Regions from separate parts of the Mus musculus genome. Here region 1 is linked to region 2. Evidence: chromatin loops called from intact Hi-C (ENCODE). Cell type or tissue: heart. All regions are shown on one strand. Each heading gives the region's core, and the rest is flanking DNA. Links, peaks and the distances in the headings are about the cores only.

Region 1 (11,776 bases), core at 5,048-7,547, 61 kb before region 2:
CTGTGGTTTCAGTGCAGAATCAGTCTGTTACTGGTACATTTTAATTCCTTTTCTCAGCACTGATCAGATGCCTCACCAAAAGCAACTTCCAGAAGGGAAGGTTTGTGTATTTGGCTAGTCCTGGTGGGGCTGGCCTCTCGGTAGATGCTGCTGCTTGCTCATAGCCCAGAGGATGAAGAAGCAGAAAACAGGGAATACACTGGCTTTCTTTATCTCACTCCAGTACATCAGCCCATGGGACGTGCTGCCCACATTACTGGGCACGGTCTTCCCCACCCAGTCCATGCTGGAGAACCCATCACAGAAGCACCCAAGCTGCGCTTCATCAGGGAAGTGCCCTAGGTGTTTCCTAATTCAGACAGTCTAGCCACGCAACTTGCAGTTAGAGCCACTGCCCCAGCTGTGTTGGGTAAAGCTAGATGTTTATGCTGGGGAGTAGACTCTGGGGTGGTGGCCCTTTGAAAGAGCCCTCAGGCTACAAAGTGCCTTTTCCCCTGGAGCGGACAGCTTGCTCCCATCTGCTTTCTTTTTAACATAGCCAGCCAGGCTGTTTTAGGATAATCACTGAGGTCCACACTGAGCAAACATTGCTGTCTTGTCCCCAGAATCCTTTAGTCACCAGTCTCAGAACAGTGCAGCCAGGTGGATATAAGAGGCAGCTCTGTAGCTTGTGCTTAGGCTAAGTACTGCTCAGAGTGGGAAGTGTTGAGATCCCTCTGTCTAAAGGCTGGTATGTGTCTCAGTGTGGAGAGGCCTCTCCCATGGCCAGCAGCTCATCGAGCAGCTTGCTCTCTGCCCCTTCCTGGACAAGGTTCTATCAACTGTTGAAGCATTCAGAGCTTTTGGAGACTTCTCAGCCCTTGATGAGGCTTCTATCTGTAGAGAGTATATACAAGGAAGCTGTATTGGGTGGAATCGTGTCCCTAGAGTGGGAGATATGCGTCAGGATTTGGGAGGTACCACAGCTCTGGGTGGGATAGTGGGGCTCAATGCTGAAGAATGCTCCCCACATAGCTTTGCTTCGATGCAATCCTCTGATTACTTAAGAGAACATTTAAAAACAGTGGGAGGCACAGACTGGGACTGATAATGCTTATATTTTATTTCAAAATCAGCCAATCCTCAACCAACAAGTGGGTACAGAAGATCCTTCTGAAGGCCCAAGGGATCTCTGTTCTGTCCTCATGACTCCCGTTTCCCTCTTGAGGTGTTCTGTGCTTTTCTGAGGCCGTTTGGGCAGGGCTTCCTCCTGGGTGACTCTGCCTCTCTTGCCTTTCGTTCCTACTCCTGCAGCCACAGCCGTGTATTCCCGGCTCCCAAGAGCCTCAAAGCCTTTCCTTTTCTTGAAGTTTCCACAGAGTCCATTGTTCTCATGGTGAGAAGCAATAGGCTGGAATTAACCGAATGGAGCCCAGGCAGGAAGAGTTGGCCCCAGGGCCTCTAGGTTAACTGGGCTTTGCCTTCCCTGGGAGGGAACGGTGCTGTCGCCATTCTTGAGGAAGGAGCTGCAACAGGGTGGGAACAAAAGGGTTCCGAGAGGGTCTGTGAACAGCTCGGAAGACCTGGGTTCAGTTCTTAAGCACAGATGGCATGTGCCCATGGCTTGGCACCAAGGAGAGTCGGTATGGGGGTTTCTTCATGAACAGGAAGAGGCAGAGCCCTGGATGGCCATGCTGTATGCTTGTGGAGCAAGCATGGCACAGAACAAGTCCCGTAGGGTACTAGCTTCCCCTGCTTCTCTGAACACACCGTGAAATCCCCTTGCTCATCCTGATTATCACTGAAGTTCTGCTCAAAAAACTAGAGCAGGCAGAAGGCAGCCGCCAGAGTGGACGTGTGACTCTAGGAACATGGCCGGGATGGAGCCACAGTGTACCTGAGGGCAGCCGGCTGTAATATTGAATGATGCCATGTAAATTTTAGGTTGGAGAATGAGCTCAGTTATAGCTCTCTGGGGAGTGGCAGAGATGGGGAGCTGTCCCCCGAAACTGTACAGAGTACACTGTGTCTGCGATCAGCATTGAGGGGAGGGCTGTGGGCAACATTGTGTGGGTCTCAAGTTTATGGTGGGGCCACCTCACCCCTTCCTTCACCAGCTCATGTCCTAGTCTAACTTCCTGTGGCTCCAGAACGGTTCATACAGCCTCTCTAGGTGCTCTGAGGTGAGAGGGGCTTCTTCAGCCTGGAGGGTTCTGTGCTCAGAGGCAGCTTCTCACACAGAGACCACAGTTGTCACACAAGGGTGAGGAACACGTCTAGGCAAAGCTTGGTTGTCCTGGACTTTTATTTTAGTAGAATTATAGATTCAAATTTGGCTTGCCTGAGTTTAAAAAAAATGTGTGTATATCTTCTGGACAAGCAGAGAAGGGAGCTTGCTACCCCCTTGTGGTTATCTCCTTTGTAAGCCATAGAAAATAATTGTGTCTGTATTTGATTGCCACAGTGAAATAACCCGAAGCAGCTAATTCACAGAAACAGTTTTATTTAGCTCTTGGTGGGGAAAACTGAAAATTGAAGCAGCGTGGTACAGGTCCTTGGCCCAGGAGCAGTGGATTAGTGTAGTAGTCAGTCAGCTGATGAGGACAGGAACAGGCTTCTCATTGGAGAGGGACAGAAGGGCCGGGCTGACCCCTTTGTAACCCCCCCTTGTACTCTGGAGCAGGAGAACTCTGGACTCCCAGGAAGGCCTTAACCGCTCCTGAGACCACACCATTTAAAGCTTCCCCAGCACACCACACTGCTGCCTGGAGGCCATGCATACCGGCCGTCAGACAGCGGTGCCCAGCATAATATACAGCCTATGTATATCTTGGGCTTCCTCCTGCCTCCCTCTGTGCTATCCAGATGTCACCTTTGTAGTCACAGCCTGACCCTGTCTTACCAAGTATCAGCTCTCACAGAGTCCAGCACCCCCACAGCCCCCACTGTGAATTTGCTGCTGGGGCAAGTCAGGTTTAGTGCTTGCTGTGCCCAGAGCCCAGCTGTCTGTGTAGATGTGCATGGAGCAGTTCTTTCCCATAGCGCAGCAGCAGCAGCAGCAGCAGCAGCAGCAGCAGCAGCAGCAGCAGCAGCAGCAGGAGGGAACAAAGGTGGCTGCACTCCCATGGAGTGCTTTCTGCCACTGCTGCCCCAGTGCTGTAGCTCAGAGAAGCCTGAAAGTACTCCTACCTCATCTTCCTGTGTCCCATGTTGGAAAAGGCTATGCTGGCTCCTGGCCTGCAAGGTGCTGACCGAAACGTGGCTGGGTATGGAGCCACACTGTCCTCCACCCTGGTGGTAGCCTCATACTGGACACTGAGGGAAAACATTTAATTGGAGGGTAGGGACTAGAAAGATGTCTCTACAGGGTTAAGATTAAGAGCACTGGCTACTGCTCTTCCAGAGACTCCCAGTTCTAATCCCAGCACCCACATGATGGCTCACACCACTCTCTGTAACTCTAGTTACTTATCCTGGCCTCCAAGAGCACCAGGCATGCGCATGGTGCACATGCATGCATGTGATTACCATACTCATAAAACAAAAATCATTTAAAAATTAATTAAAAGTAATAAATTGGAGATTAAGGAGGGGAATGCTGGGTAGGGTTTAGCACTATCTATGCCCTGGGGCTTTTGAGTTCTACCCCTGCTAGAAGAAGCTGCTACAGGAGACTCTAAACAGTGTGTAAAGCCTTTCTTTCCCCCTAGGGTTTAGCTCTGTGAATAAGGACTGTTCCCTCTTCTTCCTCAGCTGTACGTGTCCTCCGAGAGCCGCTTCAACACTCTGGCTGAGTTAGTTCACCATCACTCCACGGTGGCTGATGGCCTCATCACCACACTCCACTACCCAGCTCCCAAGCGCAACAAGCCCACTATCTACGGTGTGTCCCCCAACTACGACAAGTGGGAAATGGAGCGCACCGACATCACCATGAAGCACAAGTTGGGTGGAGGCCAGTACGGGGAGGTGTACGAGGGCGTTTGGAAGAAGTACAGCCTCACTGTGGCCGTGAAGACCTTGAAGGTGGGTAAGGGGGTGTGTCTGCTGTGGCTCGGCAGCGCCTCAGGCCTCCTCGGCATTGGCTCTGTGTGAGGCTGAGTGTCTTCCATCTGTGGCTTTGCAGATGGTGAGCACTGCCCAGTGCTGAGGATCGGGAAAGGCTAGTTATTAGAGGACACTTGTTCTGTAGCTGTGCTCTTTCAAAGCCTGCCTTCTGTTCTTGTTGGGTGACATGGAGGCTGCATCCCTGTGGGAGCTGAGAGAAGGAGGCACAGAGGCTGAACTGGAGGAGAATCCTGAGCCGAGTCCCATGTGGACTTCTGTGGGCTGATAGGAAAGGCAGGTGTGTGGCGTCCTGGCGTGCTTTGGTTCTCTCACATGCAAACAGAAGCAAGTCCTGCGTGTCACTAGGCTGTGGCCTTCCTTGAATCACAGGGCCACACACTTCTCCACTGTTGACCCACGTGTCGTGTTTGCAGGTGGTTCATGTTCCTCCTTGAAGATACATGATCCGAGCTTGTTCCTGTGATGAGAGTGCCCCCTAGTGTTGCACTATATTGCTTGCTTGCGCATGTCTTGGATGGACTCTGATAACCTGCTCTCCACTGACTGTGTACTTGTGTCTCAGCTCAGCCGTCCAATACATCTGTCAGCCCCGGCTCTGCCAATAAGAGACAGGAAAATAGAGGCTGGGACTTTTAATTGCCATAATAACTGTTTAGAGCAAGGCTGCATTACAGAATGAAAAGCAGCTTCCAGTCATCATATTGAGCATTTTCCTTCCTTTGGCTCCGTGGCAGAGCAGCGCAGGGGGAGGAGAGGGGCAGAGGGGGGATTGCCTGGGGGACTCTTGGGCATTTTCCAAATTCAGCTTTTTAAAATGTCATGAGTTCTTCACATGTGTTTGCCAAACAGGCTCAGTCCTGGGTGCCCACATTGGACAGACATGGACAAATCCCTGATGATGGCAGCATAGGGGGTCAGGGTGGTGCCAGGCTCTCCTGTGCGGGGAGGAGCCAGTGTTGACTGCACTGGATAGAACGGTGTGAAGCACTGCTGTGAGGAAGGGCAGAGGTCAGGAGAGACACTAGGAAGCCCTAACTGAGGAGGAGGAGGAGGAGCCACTGAGAGGTAGGCACTCAGGGTGCCATGAGTTTAGCAGAGCAGAGGGTTAAAGTGCTGCTGATCCCCTGTACACCAGGCCGCAGTGCTTGGAGGGCGAGGTGCTGCTGACAGGGATTTACAAACACAGCCAGACTTTGGAAAGCATTGGGCGTCTAAGATTCAGCAAGGAGGGGAGGATTGTTTGAAACCCTTCAAGAGAGGGCAGCAAGGCCACTCAGTAGGTAAAGTCTGAGCCTGACACCTCCAGGGCTCTCTTAACCCACATGGTAAGAGAGATCTGATTCCCACCACACGTGTGCCATGACACACACTCTTCACACAGCACAAACAAATATATGTAAAAATCAGGACATTAAAGAAGGTGGGGGTTACACAGCTGGAAGGCCCCATTGACGGGCAGTGCTGCAGCTGTGCATAGCAGGAAGTCCTCCAGAGGAGGATCTGTTCTGGTGTTTTCTCTTAAGACCTCAGCAAGTTTCTGAGAACCTCCTTAGTGTATGCACCATGGTTGGTAAAGAGCACTAGGGTCTGTTGGGTGGGTACGTAGGTAATCCTGCATGGCACCTGACCAGAACAGGGCAGGGCACTCACTCTGGAGGTGTGTTAACTCAACACACACACATGCAGCTTGCTAAATAAACTGCCCCCACGCGGCCTAGCCCTGCAGGAGTGAGGCTCTGCCGTCTGCTATCCATTTCTCAGTGAGAGGCGTAAAGGATTTTGGCTCTTGACCTCCTTGGCAGAGTTGAGAACCACACAACTTACAGAAATGGTCAGTTGCTGAGTTAGTGTAGCCTAGTGCTCTGAGTGTGCGATGTACAGGTCGATACAGCAGCTCCTTCACTCGTGGTACTGAGAGACGCGCGAGCACTAAGGCATCGGCACTAAAGCTGTGGGTGCTGGAGCCCTGAACCAGGACTCAAACCCAGGCACCCAGCTCCCAAGCCCAGCTCTTCACCATCTCCCTCCTTTACAGTCTTACCTCTCAGACCCCATGAAAATAAACATAAGCCTCAGTTCTGCCCCTTAGGAAAACCTTCCTCCACATCCTGTGTGTCAGTGGTTCTCAGCCTTCCTAATGCTGCAGTCCTCAACACAGTTCCTCACGCTGTGGTGACCCCATATACAGTTACTTCATTGCTACTTCAAAGCTGTAATTTCGCTATTGTTATAAAGTGTAAATATCTGATATGCAGGATATTTGATATGTGACTCCAAAGGGATTGCAACCCACAGGTTTAGAAAGACTGCTTCGTGGACTCCCCTTGCTGTGAAACTCCTCTCAAGAGAGTCCTGCTGGCCTTCAACGACCTCCCAGAGCATTGCTTCCTCCCATCCTTAGCCAGCAGGGGGCGCATGGCCTGCTTGTGTAAGGCACTCGCTTCCCAGTGCCCGTGAGAAGACAGTATTCATTAGAAAACCTTCCAAAAGAGCCATGTGCTTGTTCCATCCCTACGGCCAGAGGTAACAGCCACTGCAATTGGAGTGTGTCCCCAATCCCTGCTGGCCAGTCACTGAAAACAAGTCTAGAGGCTGAGGATGTGGCCTGGCTCACAGTACTTGTCTAGTATGCACAGAGCCTGGGATTTGATCACTAGCATGGTCTACAGCTGGAATCTCATCTCTTGGAGGGTGGAGGCAGGGGGAGCAGGAGTTTGAGGTCATCACGTGAGCCCTTGCCTATAAAAGGAAAGACAGAAGAAAAGAAAGATTCACAGAAGAGTGGGGTGAGGGTTGTAGGTCATTAAGTTGCCAGGGTCTCACACAGCAGCAAAGCCAGGTCAGCATAACTGACAAGCCATCCTCTTAGCCTCCCTATAGCACTGACTCAAAGTTCCTGCTGTCTCCCACAAGGATGGAGCCATGCAGGCCCCGTGAAGGGAGCGGTTGAGCCTTCTTTTCCCGACAAGCATAAGCACGAGGACTAAGGAGAGAAAGGAAAATCCTCCCAGTGTTTCTTCCACCTGAGCCTTCACAGTTCTGTTTGACTGTGTAAAAGGAAAATGTCTTCAGAAGGACGCCATGAGTTAAAAAATAAGCAGAGGGACCTCAGGACCTCACAGATTACAACGAGGAGCTTGTTTGGGGTTTTTTTGTGTGTTTTGTTTTGTTTTGTTTTGTTTTTTCGAGACAGGGTTTCTCTGTATAGCCCTGGCTGTCTTGGAACTCACTTTGTAGACCAGACTGGCCTCAAACTCAGAAATCTGCCTGCCTCTGCCTCCTGAGTGCTGGGATTAAAGGTGTGCGCCACCATGCCCGGCTGTTTTTGTTTTTTAAAGATTTGTTTGTATATTATGAGTGCTCTTACCTGCATGATAGAAGAGGCCATCAGATCCCATTACAGAAGGCTGTGAGCCACCATGTGGCTGCAGGGAATTGAACTCAGAACCTCTGGAGGAGCAGTCAGTGCTCTTAACTGCTGAGCCACCTCTCCAGCTCCCTGGTCTTTTAGTTTGTCTTTTAAATTTCGATATTTAAAAACATTAGGTTACAGTTTAAATGATTAATTGAATCATGTCTAATTCCAGCAGGGGGAGACAAACTCACACTTTTTTGTGAAAGGAAAAAGACCCCACAATTGCCCCATAGGCGATGTGTGTGTGTGTGTGTGTGTGTGTGTGTGTGTGTGTGTGTGATGGAGACAGACATGCAGATAGACAGGAAGGAATGATTGCACAGGGTGTGAGTACATGTGTGAGAGGCGGTGGGGATCTGCAGTCAAAGCAAGAAGATGCTTTTAAATAATTCTGCCTTGAGATCATTGGTCTTCTGGATCAGGGTACGTGGCTCCACAACAGCTGAGATTTCTGATGATGAGCCTGTGAGGTGCACTGCTATAGAACAGAAAGGTTTAGATGTTAGACAGTATCACTGGAGAGCAGTTGTGTCAAAGCCAGTTGTATTGTGCAGCATTGGCTCCTGGCTCTGGCAGGTATCCATGGTGTGTCACCGGGTACTTCAGAGTGCTGCACACTAGAGCCAGACTCGCTTTTGGGAAGCTGAGGAACAGAAGAGACTTGAAGAGCCCAGCAGCCAGTGGTGGGCGGCATGGGATGAATGTCCTCCGCACAGCTGGGCAGCAGCAGCCGCATGCTGTGGTACATGAGAGCAGCCCATGCTGTTAAAGAACAGTAGACAGCATCTCCATAGTCTTTTAGAACCCATGTTTGGTGATAACACGTCATCACGCTGGCTCTGGTCGTGATTTGCTTCTCATTGTGGCTGACCAAAGCGGAAAAGCACCAAGAACAAAAGCACACTTAGCATGAGGTCTGATGAGGCTCTCTGCCCAGGGAAGCTGATTTTCATGAAACCTCTTCCGTACCACACAGGCAGACTCCCTGCAGACACCACATGTGGCCTACTGTCCTTGCCTCCAGAGCCTTGTTCTTGCAGCTAGGGAGACCCTGCCACTCACTGTTGCTGCTTCCTGCTTGTGGGAGTTGATTCAAAGCAACAGTGGCTTAGGTTTAAGGAGGCCGAGGAGTACAGACCACAGCCCTTCAGACTCAGCCTGGAAAGGGTCCATCTCTGGCCCTGTGTTGTGTGACCTACACAGATGGTTCTCTGCGTGCTCAGAGAGCTGCTGGTAAGACTGATTTAGAATCTGGGTGATTGACCCCCTAGTCAGTGATGATTGCTTCATTAGGTGCTCATGGCAGTGCATAACTAAGTAGCTCAGGGTCTATCTGACCTGTGAGGCACTCTGGAAAGTGGATCTCTCAAGCCAGCTGCATTTCAGATTCTTCACACTGTTTCCTCTTTTAATGTTAAGGGTGTTGGGTCAGGAAGCAAACAGTACTTGTAAAAATAGTTCTAAGACCCCACAGAAGGTCCACAGCAATACCAGGCCACTCTGACCTATGGCCCATTGACTCACTGGGCCAGACAGGATACCTGACAGGAACATCTGAAGGGAGAAAAGATCCAACTTGGCTCATGGTGTCAAAGCTTTCAGTCCACCACTGCAGAAAGCATGGCAGAGCGGCTGTTCTTTGGTGGCAGGAGTGTGTGACACAGTTGTTCCCATGATTGTAGCCCAGGAAGAGAACCAGAGACTGGGTCTGACCTTTCGAGACCTGCCTGTAATGAGAACTCCTCCCAAGCAAGCCCTAGCTCCTGAGGGTTCCACAGCCTCCCACAATTGCTCCGTCAGCTTGGGGGCAGCTGTTCACAACATGAGCCCTGGGTGAGAATTTGCCCCACAGGAGTCTTCACATCACCAGGACAAGACTCCTTGAGCCTCTCAAGGGCAGTGTATCCAGTGCTCATCAGAGGCAGTGGCCTAGACTGAGGGGAGGTTGTCACTGCCTTAGCCCTTGAAGCTGTCTTCCCTCCTAGGCACTTCCTTGCTAAACAGATCTCATGCATCTGAACTTCCCTTCTGCAGGAGGACACCATGGAGGTGGAGGAGTTCCTGAAGGAAGCGGCGGTGATGAAGGAGATCAAACACCCTAACCTGGTGCAGCTGCTAGGTAACCAAGCACGGACTCAGAAGAGGAGCCGCCACTGCTGGCTCTGCAGGGCTCTGCTCCAAATGTCTGGCTGAGTGGGCACCCCTTCCTGATAAAAGAGAACTGAGTGTTTCAGGGCGTGTGGGGAGGTCAGACTAACCATGCTTTGTCTGCTCAGTTCTTCATGTGGGGTCTGGGGTCAGGCCTGCGTGGCAAGTGCTTTTATCCACTGAGCCCTCCTACCAGGCCAGGACCCCTTTTAGTGCCAGACTTTCCTAGGGCTCCTTTCCCTGAGCCACATGCTGAAGCCTCTGTGTCTGTTGTCAGGGGTGTGTACCCGGGAACCACCATTCTACATAATCACTGAGTTCATGACCTATGGGAACCTGCTGGACTACCTGAGGGAGTGTAACCGGCAGGAGGTGAGCGCCGTGGTACTGCTCTACATGGCCACACAGATCTCATCAGCCATGGAGTACTTGGAGAAGAAGAACTTCATCCACAGGTAGGGCTGGGTAAAGCAGAGGACCCAGCTGTGCGGTCTTAGGGCTCAGCCCCAGCCTTGGTCCTGGCAGACACAAGTGCCTGACGTAAGCGCTGCTTGCGGGACTAAATGCTTCAAGGCCTGGGCCAGTGGAGCAGCTAATCCCTGGGGAAAGAAGTGTTTCATTTCTGAGCCACTTCGGATTTAGTTGAATATTAAATGAAATTCGTAAAAGGCCTTCTTCCTGATAGTCTTGGTTCCCTCTGAAACCGAGCATTCCTGAGGCCAGCACTCACTCGGTAAAGCCTCTCTCTGCCTGGGCTTAGCTTCATTGTGTGGCTTTTCCTCCTTTTCTTTGTGTTTCCTTGCCTACCAGCTGTCACCGGGTTTAGGGATGTTTCCATGGCTGGAGAATTATATACATGCAAGCCGGTTGCTGTTTTTAAAACCCAGAGTGTTTTGACCTTCAAGTGTGCCACAATTATCTGGGTTTGCATGCTTTGCTGGTGGAAGTGGCTTCCTAGCAGAGTGACAACCTGTGCAGGAGGGAGCCTGATGGGCTTGGCCCAACTCCGTCATGCAAGATGTTCTCCACGCCACTGTGGTGACCTTTCCTACCCAATTAACTCAAGTGTGAAACCTCAACATGAGATTTCATAGCCAGGAATAAGTAGCGTGTATGAAATGCTGGCAGCCCCTCGGAAGACAGATCTTTTTCTGCTCCACGAGAGCCCAATCCAAATGCTCCTGTCGCTCAGCAAAGTGTAGCCTCTGATGCTGCAAATTGAGATTTCCTGACTTCTGGCTCGCCTTGCATGGCCAGCTCCGTTCCCCCTCCATTCACATACTAAAAATGCCTTACCAAAAATCCTATTAGGCACAACTCTTGTGTGTTTAATTTTTCTCTCATTGCTGGTGATCAAGCTGTATCACGCAGTCGTTGCCCTGAGCTGCCTCATACTCTCATTCCTTGGTTCCCAGTTACCTCAGGACTTCATGGTTAACAGCCATGAACCAAAGATTAGACCCTTCCTCCCGTGAAGATTCAGGAGGTGATTATATGGGAGAGTTTCTCAAACACTTGAGTCAACATCAGGAAGCAAGAAGAAAGTAGGGATATCACATACAGCTGCCCAAGGCACACCCTGTTACTGTCGTCATTTTATATGTGAGGTAATTAACAACTCCAGGTCATGGGACAGGACCTGCCCCCATTGCCACCCTGTCTGCTTGTGGTGTTGCTGCTGTAGCCCGACTGGTATTTGCTGAGGAACTGTTGCTCCACAGCAGGGTATTTGAAAGCTTCTGGGGACTACACTTGGTCTTCTTTTGTCAGCGTCATACCTGTCAATAGTAGGGGAGCTACACACCTAGGGAGTCAGCCAGGAGCACCCACAGATGACCCTTTTTCTTCCTCAGAGACCTTGCTGCCCGGAACTGCCTGGTAGGGGAAAACCACTTGGTGAAGGTGGCTGATTTTGGCCTGAGCAGGTTGATGACAGGGGACACCTACACGGCCCATGCTGGAGCCAAATTCCCCATCAAATGGACCGCACCTGAGAGCCTGGCCTACAACAAGTTCTCCATCAAGTCGGACGTGTGGGGTAAGGTCCAGGTCCTGGGCAGTCATGGCCAGGGGCTTCCCCTTCTGCTTCGCAGGCTCTTTACTGCTATACCTCGTCTCTCCTCCACCACTATGCCCTCTTTCTGGTTCATTTCTGGCTTAGTTTAA
Region 2 (11,776 bases), core at 4,358-6,857:
CTCCAGTTTTGTTTTTTGTTTTTTGTTTTTTGTTTTTTGTTTTGGTTTTGGTTTTGGTTTGGTTTTTGGTTTTGGGGTTTTTTTTTTTTTTTCCGAGACAGGGTTTCTCTGTGTAGCCCTGGCTGCCCTGGAACTCACTTTGTAGACCAGGCTGGCCTCGAACTCAGAAATCCACCTGCCTCTGCCTCCCAAGTGCTGGGATTAAAGGCGTGCGCCACCACGCCAGCTCCATCATCTCCAGTTTTGAAATAACTGAAGCACAGGCTTAAGCATGCTTGAGAGGTTGACTGCCGGAGGCTGGCTTGGGATCCGCTCAGCAAGAAGTCACCACTCCCTCCAAGGAGATGGTCCAGGGTGACACCTTACAGAGATCCCAGGGGAAGCCCATGTGTAGTTCTAGAGTCTTATATTTGAACACCTGACTAGACCTCGTCTTCCTGCCCAAAGGTCCACAAGACCCTTCCTGTACAGGGGGTAGGAATGATACCCTAATGAAGTTGGAATCAGCCACTTGGCCAAGGTCATCCATCCAATGAGGAGACAGTTCTGAAACAGCCAGGAAGAGCAGGCCCAAGGAGATTCCCAGGAGCAGCCATACCTGCCCGGGAGGAAGGGTGAAAACCTATGCTACGCTCAGGCCTGGCTAAGTGACCAAGCTCTGGAAGCAGCCGGTTCAGGAAGAACAGGGTGCCCCCCTCCCTCTGTCCCTTCCCCTTTGCCCCATCTGCTTCCAGAGCTCACAGGTTTGGTCCCCCTACCAGAGAGCCTAGCCCCAGCCGCCTCATCTGTTATATCTGCAGTCTCTTAGGGTGGTGTGACCAAGACATGACAGGCAAGGGTGTGAGCTAGCCTGGTGCTGGAGCAGTCTCCTTCCAGTGGGAAGAGACTGCACTTATCCCACCCTGGGAGCAAAGAGAGGAGCTGTGGCAGGGAGAACCAGCCTGTGTGGGTGCGTGGCACGCCGAGGTTTACAAATACACCAGAAGCTCACTGGTCTTCCTCGGCAGCTCAGGGGGTGTGAGGAAGAAGAGGGAAGGGTTGGTCCCTCTCACAGATGCACCAGCAAGGAACACAAGCATGTCAGGGACCACAATATGACAAGAAAACAAGGAAGAAGGCCCCAGGGGTGCTGAGGCACACCTCTCTCCCTCCCATCCCTGCCTCCTGTGACCACAACAACACACAGCGGGCACGGAGGATGGAAGGGGTGACTAATACCCCCATACCCAGCATAGGCCCAGCTGGGCTCTACCTGGTGCAGCTGGGAGCTGGTTCCCAGGGGCAGCAGAGTCCAGGAGGCCATACCTGGCCCATGACACCTTGAAGCCCCATTTCTAGCAGACTCCCCAGAAATCCCCATCCCTCCTCTCCCATGCTCCTCTTGGCGAAGTTTCAAGCATCTGACCTCAGCAATGGCCCTTACCTCAGCTGGGCTTCTGGAAAAGGCAATGGCAGGGGGCAATGGGGGAACTTGTGGCCCCAGGGAACTAGAGCTAGGGGCACAATTTAAAAAACAATGAAATTGCCTGGACTAAGAGCCCTACCCCAGGCAACCAGGGAGGCCTCCAAGAGGGAGCAGCCTCTTTCCTACCCTCTGTAGAACAGGTAGGGTGTCCCTGGGTGTGCAGTGTTTGGAGGCCTGGTGGTGTCAATCAAATGAGAAAGCACATGTCTGGACGTGGGATCCGGCCCAGGGAGGCAAATAGCAGTCAGGATCTTTAAGATACCAAAAGGAAGGAAGACTGGACCAGGTTGGGGTAGCCTTGAAGTTTCCACTGCTCCTTTAAGATCTCAGCAGGAAGGGCCCTGCCACCTGGGGACACAGTGAAGACTGGAAGAGTTAAGAAGGGGGACAGACCACCCAGGGAGGCAATGGAACCAGTCTGAGGTTAGAAAAGTAGAGTCCCTGCTCTCTGGCCCACATGCTGTGTGGCTTGGGCATATTCAACCTCCCTGATCTTCATCTGGGATATGGGAAGTGTATACTAGTGAAGAGCCAGCTTTGCAAACAAGCTAGCCGGTCCCCTTACCAGACCAGTGTTACTCGGAAAGAAAGGCAGGTTGCAGCTTTGATTAGTGAGGAGTGGCCACGCCCACCCCTGCCACCTCCTCCTTCTCTGGTTGCAAACTCTCACTGTTCCTTCCCCAGTGACATCTGTCTGGGAGAAATTTAAAATTTAAAACGGGCAGCCCCATTATCTGCTCTCCTTGGCAAACGGCCTCCTCAATTCGCTTGTCTATGCCAGTCCCTTGATGGCCCAGCCTGGGGCAGTCCTGCGGCCACCCCTCTGCTTCCGACTCCGGATGCCCAGTACCTCAGCAGCCCCTCCCTGTTCTGTCCCAGCTGGTGCAGTGCACAGCCCTGGGCATCCTCCAAGCCGGGACACTTCACTGTCCCTGCAGAGGCAGTAGGGAGAGAGGATCAGCCAGACCCAGGTTCAAATCCCTGTAGGGCTTCGTGGCCTCGGGCTGCAGCGGGACCTCTCTGAGCCTTGCTCTCCTGAAAGTCAGAGAATCACAGTGCCTAGGCTTCTTATAGGAGATTAATATTTACTGTTCCCCAATTGAATTTGGGCGCCTAGGTAAAGAGGGCGGATCTGGGGGGCCGGTCCTGTTCTTGAAGCCTGGAAAGATGTGCGGGGCGCCTGGCACAGGTTAAGGAATTTCAAGTGAGGAGGACCCCCATTGAGGCTGTGGGCGAACGGGACTCTGCGCGCGGTCATCTGTTGGCTGTCCCCAACTGAAGGGCTGATCCACAACCAACTATAGGTCTTCTCTTCCCTCTGCACAAGCAAGCACAGGGGTCTCCGGTGGGGGTGGGGACTGGCTGCAGCGGGTGCCTTCTGCAGGGAGCCCAGAGTTCAAGACTCCGCTGAGGGGAGGAGGAGAGCAGGTGCTCCCACTAAGCTCTGCACAAGCTCACCAAACTCCAGCCCCCACACCCGTCCCCGCGCCCGTGGGTACCTGCGGTTTGTCGCGCGGTCGGTCCTCAAGTTGGGACGCGCTGCCCACGGTCTTCCACCGCTCGTGGACCATCTTCCAGCAAGACCAGCGGGGTTGCGGGGCAAGGGCGAGTGCAAAGGAGGCGAGGGGTGCACAGGGTGCGTTGCACTCGCAGGAGGTCCCCTCGGTGCCGGGGATCCGGGGTGGCCCGGGAGCGGCGGCCGCCAGCTAGGCTGCGTGTGAGCGCGTGTGATTGCTGGGAGCGCGGGCGCGAGCCTCCGAGAGCCGCCCGCGCCGCGCCGTCCCCGCGTCCCGCTCCCGCGCCTCCCGCGCGCTCCGCCCTCTTCCTCCCGGCTCAGTCTCCGCGTCTTCGTCTCGGACCCTCAGGGCCTTTTATTGCTCCCCGCGGCTTCCCGAGCACGCGCGCGCGCCCCCCGAGGGCTCTAAGAGTGACTCCCGCTCTAGCCCGGTCGCTGGGGGGTGAGGAGGACTATTCAGCAGCAGCGAGCGTGACGACAGCCACGGGCTCCTCGAGGAACCTGCGCGCCCTGCGGCGCCCCGCGCAAACTTCCTCTCGGGTGGGACTCGTCTAAGTCCCTAGGAAGGGGCTAGGCAGAGACCGTGTGACCCTTTCGGGGCTCCGAGGTTCCAGTCCCGGGGCAAGTGTGCGCGTGGCCCGCTAATCTCCAGCCCTGTGGCCTGGTGCTGGAGTCCCCGACTCCGCAGCCAGGCTGGCCCCTATGGCATCTGCCCACCCGGAGTCCCGAACAACACCTCGCTCCGCCCCGCCCCCCCCAAGCCGGCCTGGAGCTATCCCAACCGCGGGAGGAGGGATCTGAGCCACCAGTGGGGGCTTCTCAGTCGTCCCTCCCACTAGCAACACTTTTTAAAGCGTTTAATCCGCCCGAGCAGCCTTCGGAGGTAATTGACAAAGTCCTTAATCTGCGCGGTTAACGAGCTGCTGTTGTGACTCCGACCGCGTGGCTCCCACGCGCCCCACGCCGAGCCCCGCCAGCCGCCCTTCCCCCCAGCTCCGCAGAGACGCCTGGGCCCCCCGCTATTTCTTAAAGCTGTTTTCCGGCTTCGGGGCGCTCTGGCCGCCTTGCTGTTCCCTGGCACCGGCGTCGTCTCTCTCCCACCGGTTTCCAGTCTGTTGCCTCATCTTCGTCTACGTCCCTCTTCTCGTCCCTCTAGGTGCCTGGCAAGCGTGGGGCAGGCTTTGCGAGGGTGGGGCCCGAGCCTAACACAGACAGAGTGGTCCCGGGACCACAGCTGAAGCTAGGCACTGTGGCCACGTGCCCTTCCAGACTGTCACCAGCCAGAAACTGGATCCCACAGTCTGCACTTCCAGTGTTCCGGGTGGCTGGGGTCTCCCGCGGTCCCAGCCCGGCTTCCGGACAGTAAGCTGCCGGAGTTACTTACTGCCCAGTCACCCCAGGCTGGGGTCAGAAGCCCACATCCTAGAGGATGAACATGTGTCGCCCTGCACACACCCCTCCCCCATGCTCCCTCATCACTTAAGAGGGTTGTAGGTGACCCAGAGATCCTTCAGGCCTAAGCAGGAAACTGTGATTACTGGCCACTGAACCTCTCTTGACTCAGGTTCCCCTTGTATCCAAAGGGTTAACAGCACCTCACTCTGAAGGGCTCTCTCTTCCGGGGTTCAGAGGCAGGCACCATACATAAGCATCTGAGGGGTTAGTGTTAGCTGGGGTTCATACTTCCCGCTATAAACGCAGGCAGGCTTCTGCTCTCTCGGAACCTGTTTCCTCATTGAGCAAGCAAGGATGGAAATGGACGAAGGCTTCCCAGCGCCCTCACAAGAAGCAGGCATTAGGGATGGAGAGGTAGCTCAGCAGTTAAGAGCCCTGGCTGCTCTTCCAGAAGTCCTGAGTTCAACTCCCAGCAATCACATGGTGGCTCACAACCAGCTGTAATGAGATCTGATGCACATTTCTGGTATATGTCTGAAGACAGCTACAGTGTACTCATATAGATAAATAAATAAATAAATAAATAAATAAATAAATAAATAAATAAATAAATAAATAAATAAGAAGCAAGCATTAATTAAGGATCCCAAGTCTGATTCTGCAGTTCCCCGGGAAGAGCTAGGCAAGGTGTACACTAAAAATCACCCTGGGCAGTCCTGGTCTGGAGATGTGGTCCAAAGGTCCCTGGGTGTACACGGAGAGCTGTCAGCCTGTTTAGGATGGTGATACTTGGTTCAGGGGACGCCACTTTGATGGTTAAGACAAGGGAGGCCAAACTCTGAATGGGAGACACACGCAGGTGTGCATGGGCGCCTTCAGGACATTCTGCTTCTGGGTCTGAGGAAGGACAGGTAAGCGGGGGCCACCTAGTGGCTCCTCCCAGCAGTGTTTGCTGCTGGGACCTGTCACCAACTCAGCAAGAGTCCCCAGTTCTCCTGTCTGCTGGAGTGCAGATAGGGGTGGCCTTGCCCTATCTCCACTCTGCCACAGCTGTGCTCTCAGCTCAGTTGACACTAGGACGATCAGTGGTGGCCCTGGGTTGGCAGGAGCACACTCAGCCCCTGTACACAGCACCAGCCCCTAGTGTACACAGGCCCATCAGCCCCATGGGGAGGTGTGAACGGGATGCACGGATGCAGGAGAAGCTCCTGGGAGGAGCCACAGAGCAGAGCAGACCAACACTGTGCCTGTGTGCTGTGACTTCTTGCCAGGCTGATAGGGGCCAAGTGACAGGGACAAGTATGGCTGAGCTAAGCATGCTGGCCTCTGCAGATGCAGCCTTTTAGCCAGCTCAGGGACCAGGCAGGGCTTCACGGAACCCAGGACTCCTGAACTACAAAGACTTAATCCAGCTGGGTGTGGTGGCGCACGCCTTTAATCCCAGCACTTGGGAGGCAGAGGCAGGCAGATTTCTGAGTTCAAGGCCAGCCTGGTCTCCAGGACAGCCAGGGCTGCAAAGAAACCCCATCTCGAAAAACAAAACAAAACAAAACAAAACAAAACAAAACAAAAAAACAAAACCAAAGACTTAATCCAGAACTCTCTGGCACTCTGATCCCACCTCTCTGGCTCACCATGTATTCAGGGTGGTGGTGGTGGCTGTCCTCCTCCCCCTCCCCCTCCCCCTCCCCTCCCCCTCCCCCTCCCCTCCCCCTCCCCCTCCTCCTCCTCCTCCTCCTCCTCCTCCGCCTCTTGCTCCTCCTCCTCCCTTCCCCAAGTCCCCTGAGCGTGAGAACTCCAACTATCAGGCAGTTTCAGTCTGGAAATTTTAGTTGAGATTCTAGAGAGAGGGTCTGGCCAGGTCCTGCCCTTCCTTCTGAACATGGATCCATCAATCGCAAGATGTCAGCTGGCCCAAGGTAGCTGTCCTCCCCAGGGGTCCTCACTGCAGTGCCGTGGGGGAGTCATAGCTGCTGGCTGTCTTCACTGGGAGGGGTACTGGATAGATGGTGAGGACAGAAGTGAAGAGAGACAAAGAGGAGAGTAGCTGGGGGCCTGGAGTAACAACATGCCTCTGGACTAGCCTCAGTGGTCGCCATCTGTGGAGCATCACCCTTCCATACAGTCCTGCATGGGGCACCAGCTACCCCAACAGATCAGAGCTATCGCTAGTCTCATTCAAGGATGTGAAGCAGAGTCAGAAATATAGTTAAATAATTTACCCAACAATCTAAAACCATGTGGTTAATGCCAAGTCGTCGTCTAGTAAGGCCCATCGTTTCTCACATGTGGAACATTATTCATTGTCAGTATGAACAGATTTCACTCAGGTCTACTCTCCAAAGACCTGTGAATTGTGGCAATATGCCCGTTTTAAAGACAAGGCAAGAGACAAAATTTGGAGCTGTGACGAAAGGATGGACCATCTAGTGATTGCCATATCCAGGGATCCATCCCATAATCAGCTTCCAAACGCTGACACCATTGCATACACTAGCAAGATTTTGCTGTAAGGACCCAGACATAGCTGTCTCTTGTGAGACTATGCCGGGGCCTAGCAAACACAGAAGTGGATGCTCACAGTCAGCTATTGGATGGGTCACACGGCCCCCAATGGAGGAGCTAGAGAAAGTACCCAAGGAGCTAAAGGGATCTGCAACCCTATAAGTGGAACAACAATATGAACTAACCAGTACCCCGGAGCTCTTGTCTCTAGCTGCATATGTATCAAAAGATGGCCTAGTCAGCCATCACTGGAAAGAGAGGCCCTTTGGACTTGCAAACTTTATATGCCCCAGTACAGGGGAACGCCAGGGCCAAAAAGGGGGAGTGGGTGGGTAGGGGATTAGGGGGGTGGGTATGGGGGACTTTTGGGATAGCATTGGAAATGTAAACGAGGAAAATACCTAATTAAAAAAAAAAAATAAAGACAAGGCAACTGAAGATCAGAGAGGCTCAATACCTTGGCCAAGATCACACAGTAGCTGGTAGATCCAGAATTTGAATCCTGGGCTGTGCTCTGCTGGAGCACAAGAGTCTCAGCCTTGCTGGGCTCTGATATTCCCAGAGAGCATTGAATGCAGCAGAGCTCCGGAACGTGGGCTGCATGTCAAATGTGCCTGTCTCCTGCCTGTCTCCGGAGACCTGGAGGCAGTGGGCCAGGAGGTCAAGACCTCTGGCCCTTGTCCACCCACCTCTCCCCGTTCACCGCCCGGGGCACTTCACTCTTCTGGTAAAGCGGTTTCGACTCACTTCTGACAGTCACATTTATCATTAAAAATAAATTCATCCTGGCTCCCCTTGGCATGGGAAGGTGCTGTGCAGTGATTCAGTGGGCTTGTCACCCTCTTGGTGAGACGCGGAGAGCTGAACAACTGGATGGGCTCCAGCGCCAGCGCCTCATTTTCTGCACTGGAGCCAGAAATGTACAGTGGGCTGACATTTAATTTAGAATCCAACATACCTTGACACAAACTCATAATACAAAGGCGGGGGTGGGTGGGGGCTGCCAAGCTGGGCAAGGGTGGGGGAGTCCGAGTGACGGGATGGATTTCTTTCTTTCTTTCTTTTTTTTTTTTTTTTTTTACTTTTGCTTTGTCAACATGATGACAAGCCAGAGGCTGCCATCAGAGGCAAGAATTAGCAGAGACCAAGTATGTGTATAATGTGTGTGTGTGTGTGTGTGTGTGTGTGAGAGAGAGAGAGAGAGAGAGAGAGAGAGAGAGCTGCTGTATGTCCATGCCTCAAGTTCACTGGTCAGCGTCCTTCGACTCTTGAGGTTAGTCCGTCCTATGTTACATTACTGGAGGAGCATGCGCCAAAGCTGAGCTGTGACGGCCAGCGCTGGTGCCGGGAGCTGGACAGTACTGCCCTTTCATAAATGGCACCTGCACTGTCCATCCCTGTGTCCCTAGCACTTTGCCCAGATCCTCTGAGATATACTCAGAGGATAGCACTCAGTAAATACAGGGCATGAAGGAGATATGTCATTTTAAACATTTCAGCAGAGTTTCTCTCAGATAGAAAGCTAGGTTTTATTGGACAGAGCAGTCTGATGGGCCATTTAGTTGTCGAAATTGGAGGTTCACTGGGCTGGGGAGATGGACATGGTTCACTGGGTAAAGTGCTTGCTCTGCGAACATGAGGATCCCAGCACCCACATAAAAGCGGGGTGCAGCACATCTGTATCTCCTAGCACTGGGGTGCAGAAACAGGATTCCTGGCACTTGGGGCCAGACAGTGTTACCAAAGTGGCAAGCTTCAGGGTCCTTGAAGTCTTTATCTTTACAAAAAAGAGGTGGGCGATGATACATACAAGTGCTGTGGCATGCAAATATACACATACATGTGCTCATAGTGCACGCGTGTGCACACACACACATGCATGCACACACGCACACACACTCACTGGGAAGGAGAGAGTGGAGCACAAGAGACTCAAGAAACCCAAGGGGAGTGAGGACCTGTCCAATGGAGGGTTGGGAGAAAACAGAGAGGAGCACCCTGGAGGGAGGGTGGAGACGACTCTGTGGAGGCCATGTGCTTCTCAAGACCCTGGCACCCCTGAGGCTGGGCAAAAATAAGTCAGGAAAAAGGAGAAGAGGGGAGCGGGGAACCCCAGATGCAGAGAGTCTACCACTAGGCAGAAAACCCAAGCCAGCGGGACAGGAAGCAACTGGGGTGTCCCAGGCCAGCTTGTTTAAGTGTCTACCCTGTAACTGACCTCTGAGTGCCCTCCGTATTGCCACGTGACAGGAGGAGATGCGGGGGTGTGGGGGGTGGGGAACCCATGGAGGTCAGCTGCTCATTTTTAAAAAACATGGTGAGAATTCAAGCTCTCCTGCCAGACTCCAGAGTCCTCACTTCGAATTGTTTAATTTAATTTATAAGTACTGGGGAATGGGGCGAGGCAGACACCAGTGCTACAGAGCCTACGTGGAGGTCAGAGGGCAGCTTTGTGGGGTCACTTTTCTCTTCTTGCCTTTTCTTGAGTCCTGGGGAGGAAAGCAGGTACCAAAGGCCAGTCTCCAGTGCCCTTGCTCGAGCTTCATCTACCTTGTGTTCTGTGACAGTCCTCACTTGGACCTGAAGCCCACCGTTCAGGATAGAGTGGCTGGCCAGGGAGCCGCGGGGAGCCCTTTGCTCCCTCAATGAAGAAACAGGTTGCCTGCCTTGCACTAACCCCTCAGGTGCTTACTGTATGGTACCTGCCCCAAGACCCCAGAAGAGTGAGGTGCAAGGGGAAACTGAGTCTAGAAAGGCTCAGTTACCACACTGTTTCCTGCTTAGGCCTGAAGGCTATCCCATTGAGCAGCTCCTGACCCCTGGTCCAGGGCTGCTGCCATCTCTGCCTCCCTCCCCAGTGTGATTACAGGCGCACACCATCTCTCCCGGGTTTCTATGTAAGTTCCAAGGCTCAAACTCAGGTCTTCATGCTTGCAAGCACATTGCTCAGTAAGCGCCACTTCCCCAACTCCAAATGTGCAGGTCTTTTTTTTTTCTTCTTTTTTTAAGATTTATTTATTTTTATTTCAAGTGTATGGGTGTTTTGCTAGCATGTGTGTGCAGTGCTGGCAGAGACCAAAAGAGCACATGAGATCTGGGACTGGAGTTACAGATGGTAGCCAGTCTCCAAGTGGGTGCTGGGAATTGAACCCTGGTCCTCTGCAGGAGCAGCCCAACCTCTTACGTGCTGAGCCATCTCCCCCCCCCCCGCCCCACCCTTCCAAATCTGTAGATCTTATGAGGAGTCGTGTCCACCATGCCAGTCAGCATGCAGGTCACCTTGGACTCCTGCTTGGTCACATTCTCTTCAATGTTACTCCTGTTCTTGGTTCATCTTGCTTTTTATTTCTTGGACACAGCTTCCTGTAGCCCCTGCTAGCCTTCAACTCGCTGTGCAGTTGAGAATGGATTTTTCTCCTTTACCTGCCTCAACCTCCCCATGCCTAATGTTCCTGTTTTGTGTGGAGGTGGGGATGGAACCCAAGGCGTGCTGCATGCTAGGTGAGTGCTGCATGCTAGGTGAGTGCTACATGCTAGGTGAGTGCTGCATGCTAGGTGAGTGCTACATGCTAGGTGAGTGCTGCATGCTAGGTGAGTGCTGCATGCTAGGTGGGTGCTGCATGCTAGGTGAGTGCTGCATGCTAGGTGAGTGGTGCATGCTAGGTGAGTGCTGCATGCTAGGTGGGTGCTGCATGCTAGGTGAGTGCTGCATGCTAGGTGAGTGCTGCATGCTAGGTGAGTGCTGCATGCTAGGTGGGTGCTGCATGCTAGGTGAGTGCTGCATGCTAGGTGGGTGCTGCATGCTAGGTGAGTGCTGCATGCTAGGTGGGTGCTGCATGCTAGGTGAGTGGTGCATGCTAGGTGAGTGGTGCATGCTAGGTGAGTGCTGCATGCTAGGTGAGTGCTGTATGCTAGGTGAGTGCTACATGCTAGGTGAGTGCTGCACGCTAGGTGACTGCTACATGCTAAGTGAGTGCTGCATGCTAGGTGGGTGCTGCATGCTAGGTGAGTGCTGCATGCTAGGTGAGTGCTAGGTGACTGCTACATGCTAAGTGAGTGCTGTGTCGTGGAGGCCCAGCCCAGCCCTTCCTGGCCTTTTAAATACTTGGAGTGAGACCTGTGTGGTGCACCTTAGGGGCCCTCATGGTTCATCCTCCTGTGTCCTTGGCTCGGGCCCTTGTTGACCGTAGCTCCACCTGTGTCTCTGCTGCTGTCTCTGTGTTGGTGGGCATCTGGTCTGTTTCTGTTCAAGACTGTAAGGAAAGGTGCCAACACTGTTGTGAGCACTTGTGCACATGTTTCTGGAACACACACCTCACGCACACCCTTGGGGCACTCCACAGGAACATAGAGTGGGAGGGGCTCTAACTCTGAAAGAACTGGCCAAATGCTGTGTGTGGTGGCTGCTCCACTACTCACCCCTGCCCACAAAGTGTGGACTCCAGGCACACTGTTCTCTTCCCCACTACTCAATGGGAATCTGGGTGGTGACGTGCTCCCAGGTTGGGTGGTGATGTGCTCCCAGGTGGGTCTGTCACTCTGTCCTTTGGTTCCCTCACACCTTCACCTCATCACACCATGGCCACCATGCCTCATTCAGTGTGGACCTTTAGACTGAAGGGAGCGGTGTCTGTCCCCAAGGAATGCTCTGCGTCCCTGGGTGCCCCCTCTCAGTGCCTACCAGAGGGCTGGTCTCAACGCAGGGCAGGCAGCTCAGCTGTCAATGTGCCTCCAAGGAGGTTGACGCATGGGTCAACACTCAGAAACAGTGTCAGTGGGAAGGAAGGGCACGTCAGTCATCTCCTTCCAGTGTTGCGGGCTTCAGTGCCCAGCCCCCTTCACCACTGAGAACACAGCCCTGGCCCCCTCCCAGGGCGGCCTCTTTTCCTTCCTGT

What was found. Hi-C counts contacts between places; a loop is a spot of excess contacts. Peaks named below come from ENCODE experiments on the same cell type or tissue, not always from the same donor. Only the 100,000 strongest peaks of a DNase experiment are listed, where the experiment ranks them.
Region 1: a loop joins it to region 2, with 2.2 times the contacts of the local background. A loop is called at or near these places in 2 of 42 quality-filtered maps.

The regions. Positions count from the first base shown.
Region 1 is chr2:31,780,775-31,792,550 of GRCm38, forward strand. Abl1 (c-abl oncogene 1, non-receptor tyrosine kinase) reads left to right here. Exons shown (of 11, transcript NM_009594.4): 4 at 3,733-4,005; 5 at 9,497-9,581; 6 at 9,888-10,065; 7 at 11,464-11,648. Among named protein-coding and RNA genes, the nearest start is that of Qrfp, 24 kb to the right of the region's middle. In heart, for the core only: a CTCF peak has its summit at 6,445 (motif pointing right); a DNase peak (open chromatin) is centred at 6,481.
Region 2 is chr2:31,842,747-31,854,522 of GRCm38, forward strand. It overlaps Fibcd1 (fibrinogen C domain containing 1), which reads right to left and starts at 3,259. Exons shown (of 7, transcript NM_178887.4): 1 at 2,965-3,259. The coding sequence starts at 3,036. In heart, for the core only: a CTCF peak has its summit at 5,310 (motif pointing left); no DNase peak of the experiment used is centred there; H3K4me3 peaks cover 99 bases; H3K27ac peaks cover 148 bases; H3K27me3 peaks cover 1,377 bases.